2 separate regions of the Mus musculus genome follow, and region 2 is linked to region 1. The links are chromatin loops, found by intact Hi-C in ENCODE. Cell type or tissue: heart. All regions are shown on one strand. Each heading gives the region's core, and the rest is flanking DNA. Links, peaks and the distances in the headings are about the cores only. Region 1 holds the start of 1810024B03Rik (RIKEN cDNA 1810024B03 gene). Region 2 holds the start of Gm39922 (a long non-coding RNA gene).

What was found. A loop is a pair of places that touch in the nucleus more often than their neighbours do. Peaks named below come from ENCODE experiments on the same cell type or tissue, not always from the same donor. Only the 100,000 strongest peaks of a DNase experiment are listed, where the experiment ranks them.
Region 2: it touches region 1 in a loop (2.5-fold over the local background); 10 of 42 quality-filtered maps call a loop at or near these places.

What each region holds. Positions count from the first base shown.
Region 1 is chr2:127,199,880-127,210,215 of GRCm38, reverse strand. 1810024B03Rik (RIKEN cDNA 1810024B03 gene) reads left to right here and starts at 1,936. Exons shown (of 2, transcript NM_198630.2): 1 at 1,936-2,041. Snrnp200 (small nuclear ribonucleoprotein 200 (U5)) reads right to left here and starts at 1,830. Exons shown (of 45, transcript NM_177214.5): 1 at 1,678-1,830; 2 at 1,079-1,242. The coding sequence starts at 1,722. In heart, for the core only: CTCF peaks have their summits at 3,676 (motif pointing right) and 5,075 (motif pointing right); a DNase peak (open chromatin) is centred at 1,915; H3K4me3 peaks cover 1,674 bases; H3K27ac peaks cover 1,325 bases.
Region 2 is chr2:127,092,841-127,103,176 of GRCm38, reverse strand. It overlaps Blvra (biliverdin reductase A), which reads right to left. Exons shown (of 8, transcript NM_026678.4): 7 at 7,920-8,091; 8 at 6,093-6,442. The coding sequence ends at 6,184. Gm39922 (a long non-coding RNA gene) reads right to left here and starts at 4,520. Exons shown (of 2, transcript XR_866703.1): 1 at 3,300-4,520. It also overlaps the pseudogene Gm31414. In heart, for the core only: a CTCF peak has its summit at 5,049 (motif pointing left); no DNase peak of the experiment used is centred there.

The DNA.
Region 1 (10,336 bases), core at 969-8,968:
CCATAGTAAGAGAGAGGAGAGGGCTGGAGAGATGGCCCAGCGGTTAAGAGCACTAACTGTTCTTCCAGAGGTCCTGAGCTCAACTCTTAGCAAACACGTGGTAGCTCACAACCATCTGTAATGGGATTCGATGACCTCTTCTGAGGTGCCTTCTTCATGTCTGAAGGCAGCTACAGTCTGAAGATGAGCTATAGTGTACTCATATACATAAAATAAATATTTTTTAAAAGGGGAGAGAGAGAGGGACGGAGGGGAAAGAAAACACAATTTTCCGGGAGGTGGTGGCACAGGACTTTTAATTCCAATCCCAGTGCTCAGGAAACAGAGGCTGGTGGATCTCTGAGTTTAAGGCCAGCCTGGTCTACAGAGCAAGATACTCTGTTCTGAAGAAAGAAAAGAAGAGAAAAGAAAAGAGAAGAAGAGAAAAGAAAAGCAAGGCAGGCAAAATAAAGTAAGTAGTATTTAACTTTTGAAATGAACCCACCAACATGAAAAGACAACAGAAATCATCAGGAAGTGCTGGGCAACAAAAGGAGAGAAGGGTTGGGGAGAGAAGCTTGTAACAACATGGTGGAGGTGAATTACAGAGAGGAGATTAACTCAAGTCCTGAAAACAGTCGGGGATGGGGCTGGAGAGAAGAGTCGAGTTGTTCACCCCAGTACTGCTTTCCAAGAGGACCCAAGTTCAGTTCTTAGCCCCACACTGGGTAACTCAAAACCTCCTGTAACTCTAGCTCCAGGGACTCTCAAACCCTCTCTGGCCTCCACACAGGCATCTGCATACGTGTGCACAAACCCACACGAACATACACATGCACGTAATTAAAAATAAAACAGATCTTTTAAAAAGATAACCGGAAGAAAATTAACATCTATGAATCAGAAACGAGTCAGTAAAAGGTATCAATAGATTTTGTTCCACTTCATTACACCTAAATCCAAAGAAGCTCTAAACCTTGGTTGTTGTGCACACACCACTCATCTTCCATATAAACTTGAGTAAAACTACTGCTCTAATGCTAAAGATGGGCTTTACATTAGATGGAAAAATAGCATCCAGCATCCCCTTAGTACTTACTTGGCCCGTCTTTCTTCCTGCATCTGTGGTTTGGTCCGTTGAGCCTTATCTCCCATTCGGGTTCCCTCCAACTTCCCAACCAGGGACAGAACCTCTCCCGTCGGTTCATCCCGGCGGGTCCGGTCAATGAGAGAGCGGTCAGCTTGGAGCACAAGATTTGAGTTCTGAAAAGATCATACTTTATCAAAACTTTGATATGTATAGTTTTGAATCCTGTTATTACAGTGACAGCAGATGATGGGAAAACAGTGGAATAAAAAAAAAATCATGCTCTTAAGAAGAAATAACATAGCATTACACGATGCGCGAGCACTATTGCTGTCTGAGAAGGTGAACGACCAGCGCTCCTAAGAGCATCCACAACAGCCCACATTTGGGTAAAATGTTGGGCACATTGCGGGTAAAGAGAAGAAGGTGCGAGTTTAGCGCTGAGGGGGCTGGGGAAAACCCAACTCCTAAATTCTCAAGCGCCCCAAATTCCACGGGGTTTTTCCTTCGTGTTTTAATCCATCCTTCACCCAGCTCTGATCTCCCGCTCAAGTGTCCGTGGCTGTCCACGACCTCCCCTGTCTGCACCGGTCCTTCGAGACCACACGCACCGCCTTGTACTCGTACTGCAAACTGCGGGCAGTCACATCCGCCATGGCTGCTGATGCTCCGGGAACTCAGGGTTCCACTCTTCTTCACGCTCCGAACCGCTTCAGCGAACCGCCCTGGCACAACAGGTACAACGCAGGACGAACGTAAGGGACGGAGAAAAGAAACGGACTTGCTTCCGCTTCCGGGACGCCCGCTAAACGTGAGACTTTCCGGTTACTAACCACTGCTTCTGGGCGGGGTTTGCGGAGATGTACAGTAGTACATCCGGGTCAAGGATTCCATTGACCGACGAGACACACGCGCGTGCAAATTGTGGTTCCAGGCATCTCTACCTGCGACAGAGCCAAGGCCCAACCCCTAAGCGTATGTTGAAAGTCCCTTTCTGTAATTCTTTTGGTTTCTCATACCAGCCATCCTGTGAGGCAGGCAGACATGCAGGCAAACGGAAACTAAGGGATAAGGAAGCTGAAGGTTCAAGCAAGTTAGCAAGACAGGCATGGTGGCGCATTCCTTTAATCCCAGCACTCGGGAGGCAGAGGTAGTGGATTTCTGAGTTCGAGGCCAGCCTGGTCTACAAAGTGAGTTCCAGGACAGCCAGAGCTACACAGAGAAACCTTGTCTCGAAAAACAAAACAAAACAAACAAAAAACCAAAACAACAACAAAAAGACAAAAAAAAAAAAAAAAAAAAAAAAAGCAAGTTAGCATGTACCTAGTTCTAGTAACCGACTGGATTTCTACCCCAAACCCCTTTCCGCAAGACTCTCCCCTGTGTCAGCTGACTGACGGTAGAGGAAGAACTATTTGTGCCCAATCTTTTGTCACAGCCTGTCAGGACTTTAGGTGTGCGGATTACAGCATATGTATAACTTTGTCCTCCTCAATGTGACACGAATGTTTTACTAAAGAAATATATGAAAAATAAATAATATGTATGGAATTACTATTCAGTTTTATTCAGCAGTAGTGGTACCTTTTATGTAAAGGTGGTATTTAGTCTTTTCATAATTCTCTACACAACACTGAAAGCAAAACAGTGAGTTCTGCTTTCCCTTGATATTTAATAAGCACGAGTGAACCTTAAGTCTGTGTCCTAATCCACCCAGCCATTTTGCTGGCAATTTTTTTTTATTGTTTGGTTTATCATTTACATTTTATTCTATGTAGATAGGTGTTTGGGCTACATGTATGTTTGTGTATCATTACATGCAGACTTCCACGAAGTCCAAAAGAGGGTGTCAGATCCCCTGAGACTGGAGCTGCAGATAGGTTGTGAGTTGCCATGTGTGTGGAGGGGTTGGAACCCAGGTCTTCTCAAAGAGCAGCCAGTGTTCATAACCATTAAGCCATCTCTCTAGCCCTTATCTGGTTTTTGAGAAAAGATCTCCTGGAGTCCAGGCAGGCTTCAAACTTGCTATCCAGAGACTTCTCTTGCACTCTTGATCCCCCTGCCTCCAACTCATAAACACCGTGGCTGCAGCTATGGATGGTTGTGACAAGCTGTACCTTATCATATTTAACAGTAAGAGCAGCATAGTAACCCTAGGTTGGACTCATTTACTTTTTTTCTTCTTTATTAGTAGGAAGAAGTTTTATCGTTTAGGGGGTCTAAGAATTTGCATTTCAAATATAGTTACCTTCCCAAATGGAGTTCCACTTGGAAGATATAAAATAAGCCCTTGTCAATTTTTTTTTTTTTTTTTTTGGTTTTTCGAGACAGGGTTTCTCTGTGTAGCCTTGGCTGTCCTGGAACTCACTTTGTAGACCAGGCTGGCCTCGAACTCAGAAATCTGCCTGCCTCTGCCTCCCAAGTGCTGGGATTAAAGGTGTGCGCCACCACGCCCAGTGCCCTTGTCAATTTAAAAACTGAATGTTATACTGAAAATAAGAGAATTATTTTATGAAAGTGTTGACAGTCTTGAATAACTTTAAAAATTATAATTTTTTTCTATTTATTTATTTATTCTACGTAACTGCAAACATCGCTCTCTTCAGACACACCAGAAGGGGGCACCAGATCCTATTACAGATGGTTGTGAGCTACTATGTGGTTGCTGGGAATTGAACTCAGGACCTCTGGAAGAGCAGTCAGTGATCTTAACCATTGAGCCACCTCTTTATCCCCTTTGGATAATATTTTTAAAATATATTTTTTAAAATATTTATTTATTTATTTATTATATGTAAATACACTGTAGCTGTCTTCAGACACTCCAGAAGAGGGCGTCAGATCTCATTACAGATGGTTGTGAGCCACCATGTGGTTGCTGGGATTTGAACTCCAGACCTTTGGAAGAGCAGTCGGGTGCTCTTACCCACTGAGCCATCTCACCAGCCTCTATTTTTAAAATATTTACTTGTATTTTCTGTTGTGTGGGGAGGTCACAAAGGGGCACCAGGGCCCCTGTAACTAGAGTTATAGTTGTCAACTGCCATGTGGGTGCTGGGAATTGGGCCTAGGTACTCTGCAGGAGCGACAAATGCTCGTAACAGCAGAGCCATCTTTCCAGCCCTATTTTTTTTTTCATTATTTAAGGTTGGAGAGTTAGTTTAAGGAAAAACATGTAGATAAGCAAGTAACTACAACAAAAGCATGGTGAGAGATAATATCTTCCTCATATGTAGTTTCACTAAAATTAAGATTACTGTTATTTAAATTTAATGGGTGTATATATGTATGATTTGTGCAAGACAGGGTGACTTGTGTGGTGGGGTGCAAGTGCCACGGTGTACGTGTAGTGATCAGAGGACAACTCTATGAAATCAGTTCTCCCGTTTCATTTTTCTGTGGCCTCTGATGCAGTGAGCACCTTTAGATTTCTTATCATTTAGGAAACACACGAAGGAAAACTCCAGGTAACTTAGACAATTTAAAAATATATATATAAATCTAAAAGGGTTTTAGAGGTATGGGAAGAGAGAGGTATAAATATTGTGAGGATGGTTTGAGTTCTGTGTGTATGGTGTTCACTCACCACTGTGATAGAAGATGAGATTTACTCAGCTCTCCTGGAGTCCATTTGAGTGTGTCCTCAGAAGTGGGTAAAAGTTTGAGTTGAGAAATATAAATCTAAGATTTAGCTCTTGAAGTTTTGCAGAACAAGTGGTTAGAAGTACCTGAAGGAGTCCTTTCCATCCAGGCGGAAGGGACTCTGATGTGGTGTCATTTGTAATTTGATGAGGTTATCAGTGTCCACTCTTGCTCACTAGTTACCTGTCTTCTGGGAAGCCACTGGAGGGAATCTAGAATGAGCCTTGAGTTCTCTTACATATAACTTTTTTTTATCTTTAAAAGTTACATTTTCAGCTGGGTGGTGGTGGGACAGGCCTTTAATCCCAGCATTTGAGATGAAGAGGGGAAGGGAAGGGGGTGCTTATTCTGCTGCTTCTCCCTGGAAATCCAGCAGATGGCGCTCTGATTTCAGTCTTTCAATTTTCTTTGCTTCTGCAATCCTTTTCCTCTCTATGTACTTGATGTTCTGAGTTCTCATCAGCTTAGCTGCTCAGCTGTTACTTCTTCCTTGCTCTCTTTAAAAATACGAACTCCATCCTGGATTTTGGCCGGAGTCACTTTAATGTAGAATTCTTCTGAAATTTTTTCAAGAGCCTTCTTCCAGAGAATTGTGAAGAAATCTTGTTTTTTATGATGGTCATTTGCTCGAAGTTTGTAATCTTTCTTTTTTTCCAGAACCCAGGTGTTTTCAAAAGCCAGGCTGGCTTCGTTCTCTTGTGTTCTCGCTGCCGGGTCTTGGCAACCTTGGGAAAAGCCACCGATATGCCTACTGAGGTCTAGGAAATGCTCAGCAAATTCCACCACCGCAACCACACTACCTAACCTGCTGCATCCGACCCATGGCCATATTTTCATTGCTTTAAAGAAGCTTTTATTCTTGGATTTGGTACGCGATTAAAAATATTTCTAATGCTATTTTGTAGATCTTCTCTCGGGATTTCTTCTGAGGAAATGGCTGGTGTTTCCTTGATGAAGGCACATTCACGTTTCCTAGTACTTACATGATTTTGGGACTCTGTGTCTTCCAATATACATAACTAATTAGTTAGGTCCTATACCATTTTGTAGATGTGACTCAGATAAATAGAATTCTGAAGAAAATCTGCCATTTAACTTTTGGGTTCTCCATCAATTCAAATGGAAGTTGTGGAGTAGCCAAAATATATATAGGGCAACTATAAGATTCAGGGTGTTAGTGGAAAAACTTCATACTGTGTGTGGAACTGGACACCTCTAGGAAAACTTATTTAGTATAAGAAACACCATATCACATCCACCAGATATGATCGTGAGGGTCATTTGTTTAAAGAATGTACTGAAATAGGAAAAGGGAGATATGGCTAGCATCCTCCTCATCTAAACCTCTGGTTTGGCCAACAAAATGAGGAAAAGAACAGTTGAGATAAAGGTGATAAGAGAAATAGAATATGCCCTTCAAGTCCAAACTTTGGTGGGAAAGGAGAGAAAAATCTGTAATAAAAAAAGCAGGAAGGGCCTTACTGTTGGCCTCTTACAAGAACCTAGGGTTATCAGGAAATATTCAGCACTTAAACTTCAGGAATTAGGGAAAGCTTTTAAATTAGCAATAAAAGAGCCTGGTGCAATCTAGCTCATGGGGCTTTGGGACAAGAAAGAAATCAAATGGAATCAGTCTGACAGCTGTGAAAGGAGGAAAACTGAGAAACACAACTTCCCATCCTTCATTAAGGGTCAGAATGCATGACCCGAGACTGTCTGAGGGAAGTACATGCCTAATAGATTGGCATATCACAGCCAATAGTAACACATGGCTAACTCCATCTGAAGGCCCCCTAAATGGCAGGGGCTGGAAGACCAGCGAAGCAGGAACAGGAGATCTGAGTTCTGAGGGAACTTAGAATAAGAGACACTATATTTGAACCCCAGTTCACGAGGACAGATAAAAGAACATTCACGTGAAGAGCTAAGCAAAGTTTGACCCAGCAAATATCCAGGTCAGTAAAGAACTTTAAGAACCGTGAGGAGCAGTTTGGTGGGGGTAAGAACTTTATATTGTAGAAAAGGCTTTTGCAGGTCAGAGTGACCATCAAGGAAACAGTATCTGTAAAGTGAGAAAGCCCCACCCCCACCCCCTGGCCACCGACGAACTAAGAGTATGGTAAAGCAGAGGAAGAGGTCTGTCTGAGTTACTTAGAGATAAACCTGGAATGCTTTATGTTAGCCAGAGTTCCTAAGAAAAACATTGCTGAAAATCCAAATTTTGTGCTAAAGGGCTTCTGGAAGGCTTTAAAGCATGAGGAATGGTTGGCAGAGGGCATCTGTGATAAAAGAATTCAGGTGAAGATGATCAAGCTAGAGGTAGGTAGGTGAATATTCCTGAAGACTAAGTATATTTCTTTTTAGAAAAAGTTCATGCTATAGACTCTCAATCAAATTTGTTGAATGGTGAAGCTCAAGCTATAGCAACAGCTACAGTGACAACCCTGCACTCTCCAGGCCTAGGGATCTAGCAGGTGCATCAGGCAAGAGCAAGGCCATGTGTCCCTTTGGTCCCAAGTAGGTCTATTCACATCAACTCAGATCCAGCGAGTTGGTCATGGATAGAGAAATGTATGAAGACTCCATCCAGGAGCTCCAAGATACAAGAACATAACAACTCAAAGAAAACGACTGAGAATTGTTTAAGCTAATTAAGTTAGATTTTCTCCATGTTTTGTACCCACCTTGAACTGTGGAGGAATTGATATTGATACAAACAGATGAATTCATTCCATGCTGTGTTTGATATTGCTTATGTTCAACTTTAGTATCTTCTTAATTGTGAACATCTGGGATCACCTGACACTTGCATAAAACAGATGAAACAGACTTTTTGAGTGCTTCAATTGCATCATCTTTGTAATCCCACCATTTGTTATGGGGTGGTGCTTTAGGACATTGCTGTGTACTGTCCAGTCTCTGATAAAAGTTTTGTTACATGGATAACACAATGCTCAGCTTCGAGTGTTTTGCAGATTTGACAAGCCATTAGAGAGACACCCAGGTACAATGGTACTTCTGCCTACTTCAGAGTCCTACCAGGGGCATAATTGAAAGGAAAAGGTACAAAAGGGAGCCTACTTGTGTGAACAGTGATACTTCCAGAAGGCTCATGGTAACTAAATGAAAACCCCACTGCATGGATGGGCTGCCTACCTGAGAGTTGATGGCTGTGGAAACCCTAGAGCCCCCACAAACCATAAATTCTATTGCTATACTTGCTGGTTGTATGCCAGAACTAGAAAGTAAGACTGTGCTTGCTGCTTGCTGAAGACGGTGCTTTGGCCTGACCTTCACCATATAGGACTTGCTTCAATTAAGCTGGAACAGAACTAGAAGCTCCCACCTTGCTGGACTGTATCATAGTGTCAGAGGATACCATGAAGGTTGCTGGTAAAGAACTGTCACCCACATTCCTGCTTACCTATGGACCCTGATTGCTAACACACTGACATTCCAGACAGAAATGAGAAGAATGTTCCCCTCATTCAGTAGTAGTGAGGCTGTTATGGGTAAGACTAATAGCTTTCTGATTGGATTTAAGGCCCACTCCACAGGAGGGAGTTCATATCTGGCTTGAACAAAAACCTCTAGATGGGGTGGTCACAATGGGGAAGCAACTTCTATTTTTTTTAAATATATTTTATTAGGTATGTTCTTCATTTACATTTAAAACGCTATCCCAAAAGTCCCCCATACCCTTCCCCACCCCCCACTCTCCTACCCGCCCACTCCCACTTCTTGGCCCTGGCGTTCCCCTGTACTGGGGCATATAAAGTTTGCAATACCAAGGGGCCTCTCTTCCCAATGATGGCTGACTAGGCCATCTTCTGCTACATATGTAGCTAGAGACATGAGCTCTGGAGGTACTGGTTAGTTCATATTGTTGTTCCACCTATAGGGTTGCAGACCCCTAGACTTCTTTTGTTTTATTAGATGGTATTATGTGTGCCTGTCAAATTTCCTTATAAACAACTTGGTTTTATGTCATAGATCATAGAAGATGTCAGCATCAACTCATGAGCACCATTGAAGCTCATGTGATCAAGTGACTGTTGTGGTTCTGTGGCCTAATTTTCAGACTCAACACATGTAAGATACATAAGGCATCCCTAATTCTTAGATACAACAGATATGGAAGTCACCCCTTGCAAGGCCTCAGGGACCATTACAGAAGAGGTGGTAGAAAGAATGTAAGAGCTGCAGGATCAGGGTGGAGTGCTCTAGGAGACCAATACCTTACATCCTACAGGGAAGCTCCTTATCCAGAAGTTACACAGTTCAAAGTAGCTCCAGGAAGTCCCTGAAACTGACCAGATACACTAGGGCACCCTCTCAAGAGTAAACAATAGTGGCTGCTGAGAGTTTCTTTAGGGAAGCAGAGCTACAATGAAGATTCTCAGACAAAGCCAGCTGCAAAGGAGACTTTCAGACCAGACTAACTGCCAAGAAGAAGCAGAAAGCAGCCAAAGTGCCTAGAAGATATACAGACCAATTGAGTCACTTGAAAAGGACGTGCTCCAACCAACTGAGCTACCCCCCAAAACTCTCCAATTTGTGGAGGAATCTGTAGCCTGTAAGTATGCTCCCATTTCCCAGCTTTTGTGAGATGTCACTTGTGTTGGGTGGACTTTGCTGATGCCTCTGTCTTCGAGTCATTTCTGCTTCTGTAAGTAACCTCTCACCCATAATTCTCTAAGTAACCCCAATGAAATGTATAGTTTACCAAGTTCAACTCTGCTGCTCTGCACTTTGTTCTGTCCTAGTCTCCCTATCTGGTGTGAATAGAAATCTGTGTTGTGTCTCCAAAAGATAAGGGAGCACTTGAGATAATCTGATGGCGGGAGGCAAGCCTAAGAAGAGAAGCAACAGAAACCAAGGTTACTTGGCATCATCAGAACCCAACTCTCCCACCATAGCAAGTCCTGGATTCACCATCACACCAGAAAAGCAAGATATGGATCTAAAATCACTTCTCATGATGATGATGGAAAACTATAAGAAAGACATAAATAACTCACTTAAAGAAATAGAGGAAAAACACAGGTAAACAGGTAGAAGCCCTTAAAAAGGAAACCAAAAAATCCCTTAAAGAATTATAAGAAAATATATCCAAACAGGTGAAAGAGTTGAACAAAACCATTCAGGATCTAAAATGGAAGTAGAGACAAAAGAGAAATCACAAAGGGAGACAACTCTAGAGATAGAAAACCTAGGAAGAAAGTCAGGAACCATAGATGCAAGCATCACCAACAGAATACAAGAAATAGAAGAGAGGATCTCAGGTGCAGAAGATACCATAGAGAACACTGACACAACAGTCAAAGAAAATGAGAAGTGGAAAGGATCCTAACCCAAAACATCGAGGAAATCCAGGACACAGTGAGAAGACCAAACGTAAGGATAATAGGTATAGACAAGAAGAAAGATTTCCAACTTAAAGGGTCAGTAAATATCTTCAACAACATTATAGAAGAAAACTTAAAGAAAGAGATGCCTATAGACATACAAGAAGTTTATAGAACTCCAAATAGTTTGGACCAGAAAAGAAATGTCTTCTGTCACATAATAATCAAAACACCAAATGCACAAAACAAAGAAAGAATATTAAACTCAGTAAGGGAAAAA
Region 2 (10,336 bases), core at 876-8,875, 110 kb after region 1:
TCTTTTTGTTTTTCAAAACAGGATTTCTCTGTGTAGCCCTGGCTGTCCTGGAATTCACTTTGTAGACCAGGCTGGCCTCGAACTCAGAAATCCGCCTGCCTCTGCCTCCAGAGTGCTGGAATTAAAGGCATGCGCCACCACGCCTGGTGCAATTGGTAATTCTTACTTATAAATTGCTCTAAGCCCAAACAAAGGGCAGTTCCTTCCTCTGTGGCTTCCTGTTCATCCAGATGCTAGACAAAGAAATAGTGTCCAGCTTGGTGAAGCAGTGAGTGTCCGCTGATGGGAGCATGAGTGACAAAGGCAGCTACCTCCTGAGCCTGCCCGAGCATGGATGACCACTTACAGGGCCTCCCTGCTGCTCCTGCTCACTTCAGGCAGCTCCAGCAGTCTCTAGCAGTTGTCCTGTTTATGTGTGGCAGGGCACATGAGTCAGGTACCATGAACCTCCCTCCTCTCAGTGCAAGGGAAAGAACCACACCCCCTAACATGCTTTCTAAATCATGTTCAAAGTAGTGTCTGCTTTCCTCTGCTCCATCACAAGGTTTCGGAGATTATGAATATAATTTCGTAGGAGCAGTCTGGCCCTGTGCAGTGGGCGAGTGTTTCCCACATCAGGAGGTACCAGTCCTGGCTCAGCTTTTAGTCTCTCGCTTTGATTGGCCAAGCCTTCTTCTCCTCAGCTATCACTTCTCTATAGCAGGACATCTTATGTTTCTCCCATTTATGGTACCTTTTTGTCCAAGACATTTTTACAATCGGTATATAGGATATAACACACAAGTCAAACACTCACTTATAATACATTTAAAACAACTCAAGAGACAAGGACACTTCTTAAATATAAGTGTGCAGGTAGAGCTGCATATCTTAATGAGCAGAGGGCAGTTTTAGATTAAGTTGGCATTCCGATGCCTTCTCCCCATGTGGCCCTCTCCTACTTGATGAATTCTACACTGGGAGGATCCCAGCACTCCTGTGTCTCTCACCCTGGAGCTGCCTTGGGATGGTCCAGCATTCACGCAGGACCTAAACTACTTCCCAGTGTCACTCCTGACTATTGCTCTTGCCATTGTCCACACACTTTAATCTCTCCATTCACAGTCACCACCAGCTATCTTTCCTGACTTCCATATTTATACTCCAGTTACAGCCACCATCTTAAAACACAACTCTAGTCATGTCTAAAGTATCTGCATCCTCAGTTTGAAGAAGAAGAAAAGCCTACACTATCTGGGTTGAGAAGGTCCTAGGAGGCTGGGCCCCATGTGTCCGACCCCAGCTTCCTGTGGGTGCAGAACAAGTACCAGCCACAGGCTCCCATCTCTGGGTTATAACACCTTAGAACCTCTGTACTGCCTGTCAGGATGCCCTCCCAACATCAATTCTCCATGGTCACTGTCTTAGGGTTTTACTGCTGTGAACAGACACCATGACCAAGTCAAGTCTTATAAAAAACAAACAAACAAACAAACATTTACTTGGGGCTGGCTTACAGGTTCAGAGGTTCAGTCCATTATCACCAAAGTGGGAGCATGGCAGTATCCAGGCAGGCATGGCACAGGCAGAGCTGAGAGTTCTATGTCTTCATCCAAAGGCTGCTAGTGGAAGACTGACTTCCAGGCTACTAGGGTGAGGATCTTAAGCCCACACCCACAGTGACACACCCATTCCAACCAGGTCACACCTATTCGAACAAGGCCACACCTCCAAATGGTGCCACTCCCTAGCCCAAGAATATACAAACCATCACAGTCACTGTCTTAGTTACTATTCTATTGCTATGAAGACACCATGACCAAGGAAACTTGTATCTTTTTGGGTCTCTGCGCTAGCTGTTTTGGAATTCTTTAGATCAGGCTGGCCTTAAACTCAGAACTCTGCCAACCTAGCATTGGGTCTAAAAGTATGGAGACTGAGACTGGATCTGGGGTGGATCCATTCCTTGTCCTCAGTGGCCTTGTAGCCATATCATAATGCAAATGCATTCAGTCTAACTTCAGAAGTCTCCATAGTCTATCAAACCTCAAAGCCCACACCCAGTGACAATGTGGGGATGTAAGAGCCAGCCCTAACCTGATAGTTATTGCCTGCCTAAAAATGAACTGCTCTATCCTAGACATTAGCTTGCTCAGACCTGGGTAATGTGATGGCTAAAGAAATATAATATGGGCCGGGTGGTGGTGGCGCACACCTTTGATCCCAGCACTTGGGAGACAAAGGGAGGCGGATTTCTGAGTTTGAGGCCAGCCTGGTCTTCAGAGTGAGTTCCAGGACAGCTAGGGCTATACATAGAAACCCTGCCTCGAAAATAAATAAATAAATAAATAAATAAATAAATAAATAAATAAATAAAAACAAAAGAAACGTAATATGGAGCTAGGCATTCTTTAAGGGCTATTGACCTGTTGCTCTGGGAGGGCTGGGAGATCCTAGTGGCTCTTATCTTAAATAGGGCAAGGGGCTGTGAGGTATTAAGAGTCGCCTTCACTTCTGTAAAGCTTGCTTACCACTGTGGGGAAAGAATGAAATAGACTTTTTATTACTATGTATCGGAAGAAAGCAACAACTGAGGGAAGTTAAGCAGTTTTCCTGTCCAGCTGTGATTCTGTGGATAATTGTAACACATACCTTTCTGATGTCCACTTTGAAAACCCCATCTTACCCTTCTACACAGCATGCTCTTTGGCTCTAAGACTGGTTGTCCTGCTTTTAGCAGCAAGAATAAATTCATTAATCTACATTTGAATTGAGTATAAATCTTTGGTCTTTCCCAGTAGATTTGAATGCTACAAGAAGACACAAGGCCACACTTCCTAATCTTCCCAAAAGTTTGACCAATCATGGTCCAAGCATTCAAGACATATGAGCGTATAGGGGTCACTTTTATTTAAACCATCACATTTCATTCCTTGGGTCCCATGGGCTTGAGCCATATCATAATGTAAAATGCATTCAATCTAACTTAAAAGTCCCTATAGTCTATCATAGGTCTCAACATTGCTTAAAAATCTGAAAGTCAGCCGGGCATGGTGGCGCACACCTTTAATCCCAGCACTCGGGAGGCAGAGGCAGGCAGATTTCTGAGTTCGAGGCCAGCCTGGTCTACAAAGTGAGTTCCAGGACAGCCAGGGCTATACAGAGAAACCCTGTCTCAAAAAACAAAAGCAAACAAACAAAAAAAATCTGAAAGTCTCCTCTGAGACTCAAGGCAATGTCTTAATTTTAACCCCTGTAAACTAAAAAAAGGAAATTACATAATTCCAGCATATAATGGCACAGAATATGCATTACTATACCAAAAGGTAGGAAGGGACGATAGGAGGAAACACTGGACCAAAGCAAGCCAGACCCAGCAGGACGAACTCCAAACTCTGCATCACCACGTCTGCTGTCAGGATGCTCATGAGTTCTTCTGTTCCTTTCATCCTTACAACACACTTCTCTCTCTTGAGCTGCTTCTACTTGGGCTGTAGCTCTCCTGGGCAGGTATTGTGAGATCCATAAAACAAAAATGCCTCCAACCTGTAAGTCCCTTGCCCAAGGACAGATACTTCCTGAGACGCTGGGGGCTGTTGTTCATATGAGATAAGTCATACATTTTCACTTCCCTAACAAGTTTGGTTGACCCAGGTGCAGTGGACATACTCGATCACACTTAGGCTGGAAGTACATCAGGAAGTATGCTTGTCTCCTATTGGATGAAGCCAGTGGGGGGTGTATATAGCCTTATAAGTTGCCAGTATAACTCCTGGCCATTTTCTAGGAACCCCAGAATGGATCTAACCAGAGTCCATCAGCCAATATTTAATTAAAGCTTGCTTCAAATTTGGCTCAAAGCTGTGGTAGTGGTCTTATTCTCACCCAGTGGGATTGACAGTATCCCACAGCTCTGGCATCTTCAAGATCTTAGGGTCTCCAACACAATCCAGGCTTCATTTTCAGTTTCATGTGATGGCTTCTCCACTCCTCCATGCAGGAACTCCCTGGCCACAGCCTGGTGTCACCAGCTTTCCTTTATAGTGGAGGAAGAAACCACAGCCTGTTTGCTCACTGCTGCATCCTTCTTGACTGAAGCAGGTCCAAGTTGCTGAAGCTGCCAAATCCTGCTTCCTGCTTGGGATGGAGCTGCCACCTTCCATACATTTGTATAAGCTTTGATTCCTGGATGCTTTCCTTTGTTGAATAAGCTTTCCTTTGCTGTAGGAGGCCTTTTAACTGGTTGCAAGTTTAGCTGGGTGGGGTCTTCCTAGGAGACACCATTCTCTATTCCATTTCTCATCAGGCCTTTCTTTAAACTTGGGCTCTCTGAGCCCAAGACTTAACTCCGACATTATATTTCCTAGTGTTCTTTTTCTCTTCAAATTGTACATTTTGTTTTGTTTTGTATACATATAAGACATGAAGGTAAGAGGACTGACTACCTTGGGGACAGAAGAGGCTTGTAGGAAAGGGTAGAGCAGTGGCTCTCAGCCTTCCTAATGCTGCAACCCTTTAATACAGTTCCTCATGTTGTGGTGACCCCCAACCATAAGTTATTTCATTGTTACTTCATAACTGTAATTTTTAGTTATAAATTAGAATGCAAATATCTGATATGCAACCTCTAAGAGGGTTGAGACCCACAGGTTGAGAACCACTTGGGTAGTAGCCAATGTCAGATTAATTTGAAGGTGAAAAAGGTGAGCAGGGCTGGAGAGATGACTCTGCTCTGCCACAGGTCCTGGGTTCAATTCCCAGCAACCACATGGTGACTCATAACCATCTGTAATGGGATCTGATGCCCTCTTCTGGTGTGTCTGAAGACAGCGATAGTGCAGTATACTCATAAAATAAATGAATCTTTAAAAAAAAAGAAAAAAATGAGCAGAGTTTATGATCCACATGTATGAAAACATTATAATGAAACCTGTTCATTTTAAAAAGCAGTAAGCGGCTAGTGAGATGACTCAGGGGTTAAGAATACTAGCTGTTCCCCTAGAGGTCCCGAGTTCAATTCATAGCAACCACAAGGTGGGTCTCAATTTATAAAGGTGTCTGATGCCCTCTTCTGACATGTAGGTGTACATGCAGATAAGGCACGCATAAAAAAAAGGAAAGGAAAGGAAAGGAAAGGGAAGGGAAGAAAAGGGAAGAAAAGAAAAGAAAAGAAAAGAAAAGAAAAGAAAAGAAAAGAAAAGAAAAGAAAAGAAAAGAAAAGAAAAGAAAAGAGAAAAGCAAAGCAAAGCAAAGCAAAGCAAAGCAAAGCAAAGCAAAGCAAAGCAAAGAAAAGAAAAGAAAAGAAAAGAAAAGAAAAGAAAAGAAAAGAGAAAAAGGCAGTAAGAAATAAAGTCAGCTGTGGAGAAAATGCAAGAGATGCAGGTCCCTGACTCTGCTCAACCCAAGGCAGCAGAGGCGCATCCCTATGGGCTGCTGCCAGGACACTCTCTTGGCAAACTGTCAGCTCTTTCTGGTGGACTTCTGAGTGCTCAGCCTGAGCTAAAGAACTCATCAAGCTATTCTTTTAAATAATAATCTCGGGAGCACAGTGCTGCCCGATACCGTCTCCTATATCTGGTTTATATATCACACTAAGTCATTTCTCTCCCCAGGACTCTCTCCTCTAGGCCCAGCTGCCACAGCACACTATTGCCAGGGCTTGCTCTAGACCACTTCATTGTCTCTTTACCCCACGTTTACTTCCCACAAACTCAAGTGACCCTACCAGCAGTGCACAGGGGTAGCCATGTTCTTCATATTCTTGTCATTTTTTTATCATTTGCACCCTTCCACCAAAGCCCCTTCCCTCCACTAACATACAAGTTACCCACTGGTTAGTAAGACAGGATTACCAGCAACTAGTAGTGACCCCTTGACTATGAGGGACAGACACATTTCCTACAGGATAGATTGCAGCTCAAGGTAAGTGGTTTGGACATGGGTAGACCTTTAGATCTTTTTTCTTTTCTTTTTTTCCTGCCTGGATGACTTCAAGCTGTTCCACAAGAATGAAAATAGCATTGGCTATATCCTCCTCCTAAGGTTTTCCTTATTCCTACAGGATGGCCCCAGCACCAAGTATCACCCCGACACAGTCATCAACACTATTCTCGTTCTGTTTATCCAGAGTATTTTATTGTAAGAGCTAAAGTGTTGATAAGACCAAACCCTGGCCCCGTTTCAGAGGTATCTGAAGCTTCCTCCTCACTGCTTCCGGTGGCACAGCCTCTGGATGTCGCTGGCCAGCTCCAGGCAATGCAGGATGCGCTTCTTCTCAGCAGCCAGGTCCTCTGCAGAGACCTGGCCCAAGAGCTTCTGGATAAATATATCCTGATCTTTCAGGAAAATGTTCTTATTGACTCCTACATTTGGCACTTCCTCCAAGGACCCAGATTTGAAGTGGATGCTTATATGTCTGTTCCTTTTTAAGCCAGGCCCTTTCTCTTCAATCCATGATAATGGACTGCAAAGACAATAAGAAAAAAAAATTCCTCCTGTTAAAAATGACACTGGACAGAGCTGGAGAGGGGGTTAGTTCATGCAGTGCCTGTTGTACAAGCAGAGGGCGAGAGCTGGGATCTCATACAAAAGTGGTACTGGCTGGCAGCCCACTTAATTCCAGAGCTTAGGACTCTAGGAAGGCTGCTATCCAGACTCATGGAACTTGCAAGGTCTGGACTCAGTGAAAGACCCCGGCTCAGTAAATAGAGACTGGTCAAGGAGGACGATAGCATCCAACATCAACTTCCAGCTTCCACATGTATGTGCACACGTGCAAGCACACACATATGAACACATGTAGGTACTCACACCTGACTTCATGTGATTTCACCTTCCCTGGAAGGCTGCCTCTTGGTGATGGTTCAGTACCACCACACCACTCAAAGGCTACAGTGACTATTTTCTAATCTTACGATAGCCGAGTTTTTATTTCGTCGTGTCATCTCATGTCACCCATTTGCCACTAGGATAGCAATATTCTCCTGTTGATCGCAAAGCACCTCTGTATCTATTTCACTTCCTTGACCTCTATCTATCTATCTATCTATCTATCTATCTATCTATCTATCTATCTATCTATCTATCGATCTATCTATCAGAGCTATGATATCTGGCCATAGAAAACACCAAACTGCCTAGTTGATTGTGATTTCAAGCAAATACGTCACTGAATATCAGAAGATAACAAAAGCTGACCATACTCTATCCAAAAAGCAGACCCCATGCCTGTTTTGCAAAGTTCACAGAACAAGCTGGGTGTATTGGTAAGTCTAGCTAAAGTAGGAAATTCTTGAGTTTGAGGTGTGTTGCACAATCTATACAGTAAACTGAAGGCCAGCCTGGGCTTCATATTCACTAATTTTACTTCAATTCTGGATAAAATAAATTTGATTTATTCAAGTTTTGTCTATTTAAGACAACTTCATATATCCTTCCAGATAACAGAGTGTTGCAGTCTGAGGCAATAAAGATTACCAATGTGTTTCTTGCACCTCAGTTTTCTCATAACTAAAAACATTCAATGGTAGTAACGGCAGATGCTCGTGTGTTTCCTACTACTTGGGCTGAGACAGAAAGACTGCCTGAGCCGAGGAGTTTGGGATTAGCTTGGACAACTCAGTGACATCCTATCTCTTTGATAAATAGAAAAATAAGTAAATAATAAAGCTTAAAACTAATAACTTACATAACTTAATTACATGCAACTTGGCTTATTTCTGTAAGCCATTATTTATGTAATGGCAACTGGACTTACCTTGCTCTTTCATACCTCAGAGGGTACAAAGGATGAAAGGCAACATGAGCAGTAGTTCTCCTGACAGGAGCAGGCACCCGTCTTGGGTCTGAATGCCTGGCAATGGTCTTTCGGGTCCTCGTCAGAGTTACCTGACGAATGCCTGAGGATGTTAAGAAATCTCTTACTGCTCCTCACAACTCACCTTTTGTTCTGGGTCTCGAGCTGCACGGTCATTTTCATATATTGATCTTCTTTTCGGTTTTCCATGGTGGCAGAAATAAGAGAAAGCTCCCCAAAGAGGGAGACCAGCCAGGTCAGGCGAGAAATGCCACTGAACGCAGGGAAGCCAAATTTCTCTTCTTCCAGGGGGCTGGCTGCAAGACAAGACAAATGCTAAGAGAGGTGGGAAAAGGAACTGTCTCACAAACATCACACCCAGGGAAGCTGGGGAAGGGGCCCAACAGAGTGATCTGAGAAAAGGACATCTCGCCTCAGGGCGCATGCGTGTACAGTGATCAATAAAAGGATGGAAAGTGAGGTGAGTAAGTGGAAAATGTTTCTTTTCTTTTTAAAAAAATAGTATTTTATTTAAATTTTTGAAAATTTTCTTTTTTTATTCAATATTGTTAGTAAAATAAGGCAAACAAGCAACAGGAGTCAATACAGCCAGAGAGAATTTAAAAGTTTGTTATTGGGCTGGCTGGCTGGATGGCTCAGCAGTTAAGAGCACTGACTGAGCTGGGCAGCGGTGGCCACACTTTTGAGTCCAGCACTTGGGAGGCAGTAGCAGGTAGATTTCTGAGTTCGAGGCCAGCCTGGTCTACAGAGTGAGTTCCAGGACACCCAGGACTACACAGAGAAACCCTGTCTCGGAAAAACCAAACCAAACCAAACCAAACCAAACCAAAACAGCACTGACTACTCTTTCAGAGGTCCTGAGTTCAAATCTCAGCAACTAAATGGTGGCTCACAACCATCTGTAATGTGATCTGATGACCTCTTCTGATGTGTCTGAAGACAGTTAGTGTACTTACATATAATAAATAAAATCTAAAAAAAAAAGAAAGAAAGTTTGTTGTTTTGTCTTTGTTTTAGAGAGGGAGAGGGGGAGGGAGTTGGGTAGACTTGGTGGGAGGAGCTGGGAGAAGTTAGAGGGAAAACATGATCAAAATACACTGCACAATTTTTTTTCTAAGAAAAAAACATTTAATGTAGGAGTGCTGTCTGCTTGTACACCCAAGTGCCAGATCTCTTTATAGATGGTCGTAAGCCACCACGTAATTGCTGAGAATTCATCTCAAGACCTCTGGAAGAGTAGCCAGTGTTCTTAAAGGCTCAGCCATCCCTCCAGATCAAAAAATGTTTTAAAAATATTTTAGATTTCTAATATACTGAATCCAATTATTTATGCATATGAGTATATATATATATTTATATGCATATATAGATTCTTGTAAGTCTTGCCTGTGCAGACAGCAGGCTGGCCTCAAACTCGGATATCTACCTGCCTCTGCCTTTCAAGTGCTGGGATTAAAGGCATGCGCCACCTCTGCCCCGCTTAATCACATTTTTTATTTATTTACATTCCACAAATGTTGCACCCCTTCCCGTGCCCCTCTCTCCAAGTTCTTCACCCCATCCTCCATCCCCTTTGCTTCTGAAAGGGTCACCTTTTAAGTCAGGTTATAGCAAATGATTCAATCTCATTAAGGAGAAATGAAAACAGAGAGATGGTTGGTCTTCCCTGTCAGCCTGGTTAGATTTGGGATCACTTAGGGTCACACTTTTGGGTGTGACTTTAAGGGAGTTAAGAGAGTTTCTCCCTGAGGAAGAATCATGAATGTAGTTCTGCCCACAATGGGCTGAAGTCCTGGCTGAATAAAAAATAGAAAAGGCTCTCGAACCAGGCGGCCTCAGCCGTTAACAACGCCGAAATGGTCAAGATTAAGGCTCGGGACCTGCACAGCAAAAAGGAGGAGCTATTGAAACAACTGGACGATCTGAAGGTAGAATTGTCCCAGCTGCGTCCAAGCTCTCCAAGATACGAGTCGTTTGCAAATCCATTGTCCGAGTCCTACTGTGATTAAGCAGACTCAAAAAGAAAACCTCAGGAAATTCTACAAGGGCAAGAAATACAAGGCCCTGGACCTGTGACCCTAGACTATGGCCGCCGGTTCACCAAACAGAGGAGAAGCTTAAGACCAAGAAGCAGCAGCGGAAGGAACACTGTACCCACTGCGCAAGTCAAGGCCTGAGACGACAACCACAGAAAGTGCAAGACTTAACTGGAAAAAACAAAAAATAGAAAGGACGGCTGGAGAGATGGCTCAGCAGTTAAGAGCACTGACTGCTCTTCCAGAGGTCCTGAGTTCAACTCCCAGCAACCACATGGTGGCTCACAAACTTCTATAATGGGGATCCAATGCCCTCTTCTGGTGTGTCTGAAGACAGCGACAGTGTACTCACATATATAAAATAAATAAATCTTAAAAAAAAAAGTTTTTTTAAAAAGTGGAAAAGAAAAACGTGAGCTAAGTAGCAGCACTAGGCTTCTTGACTGAGGAGACGATGTCACCTCCTGCCACAGAGTCCTCTCTGTCGGTGGTACAAAACGGACAC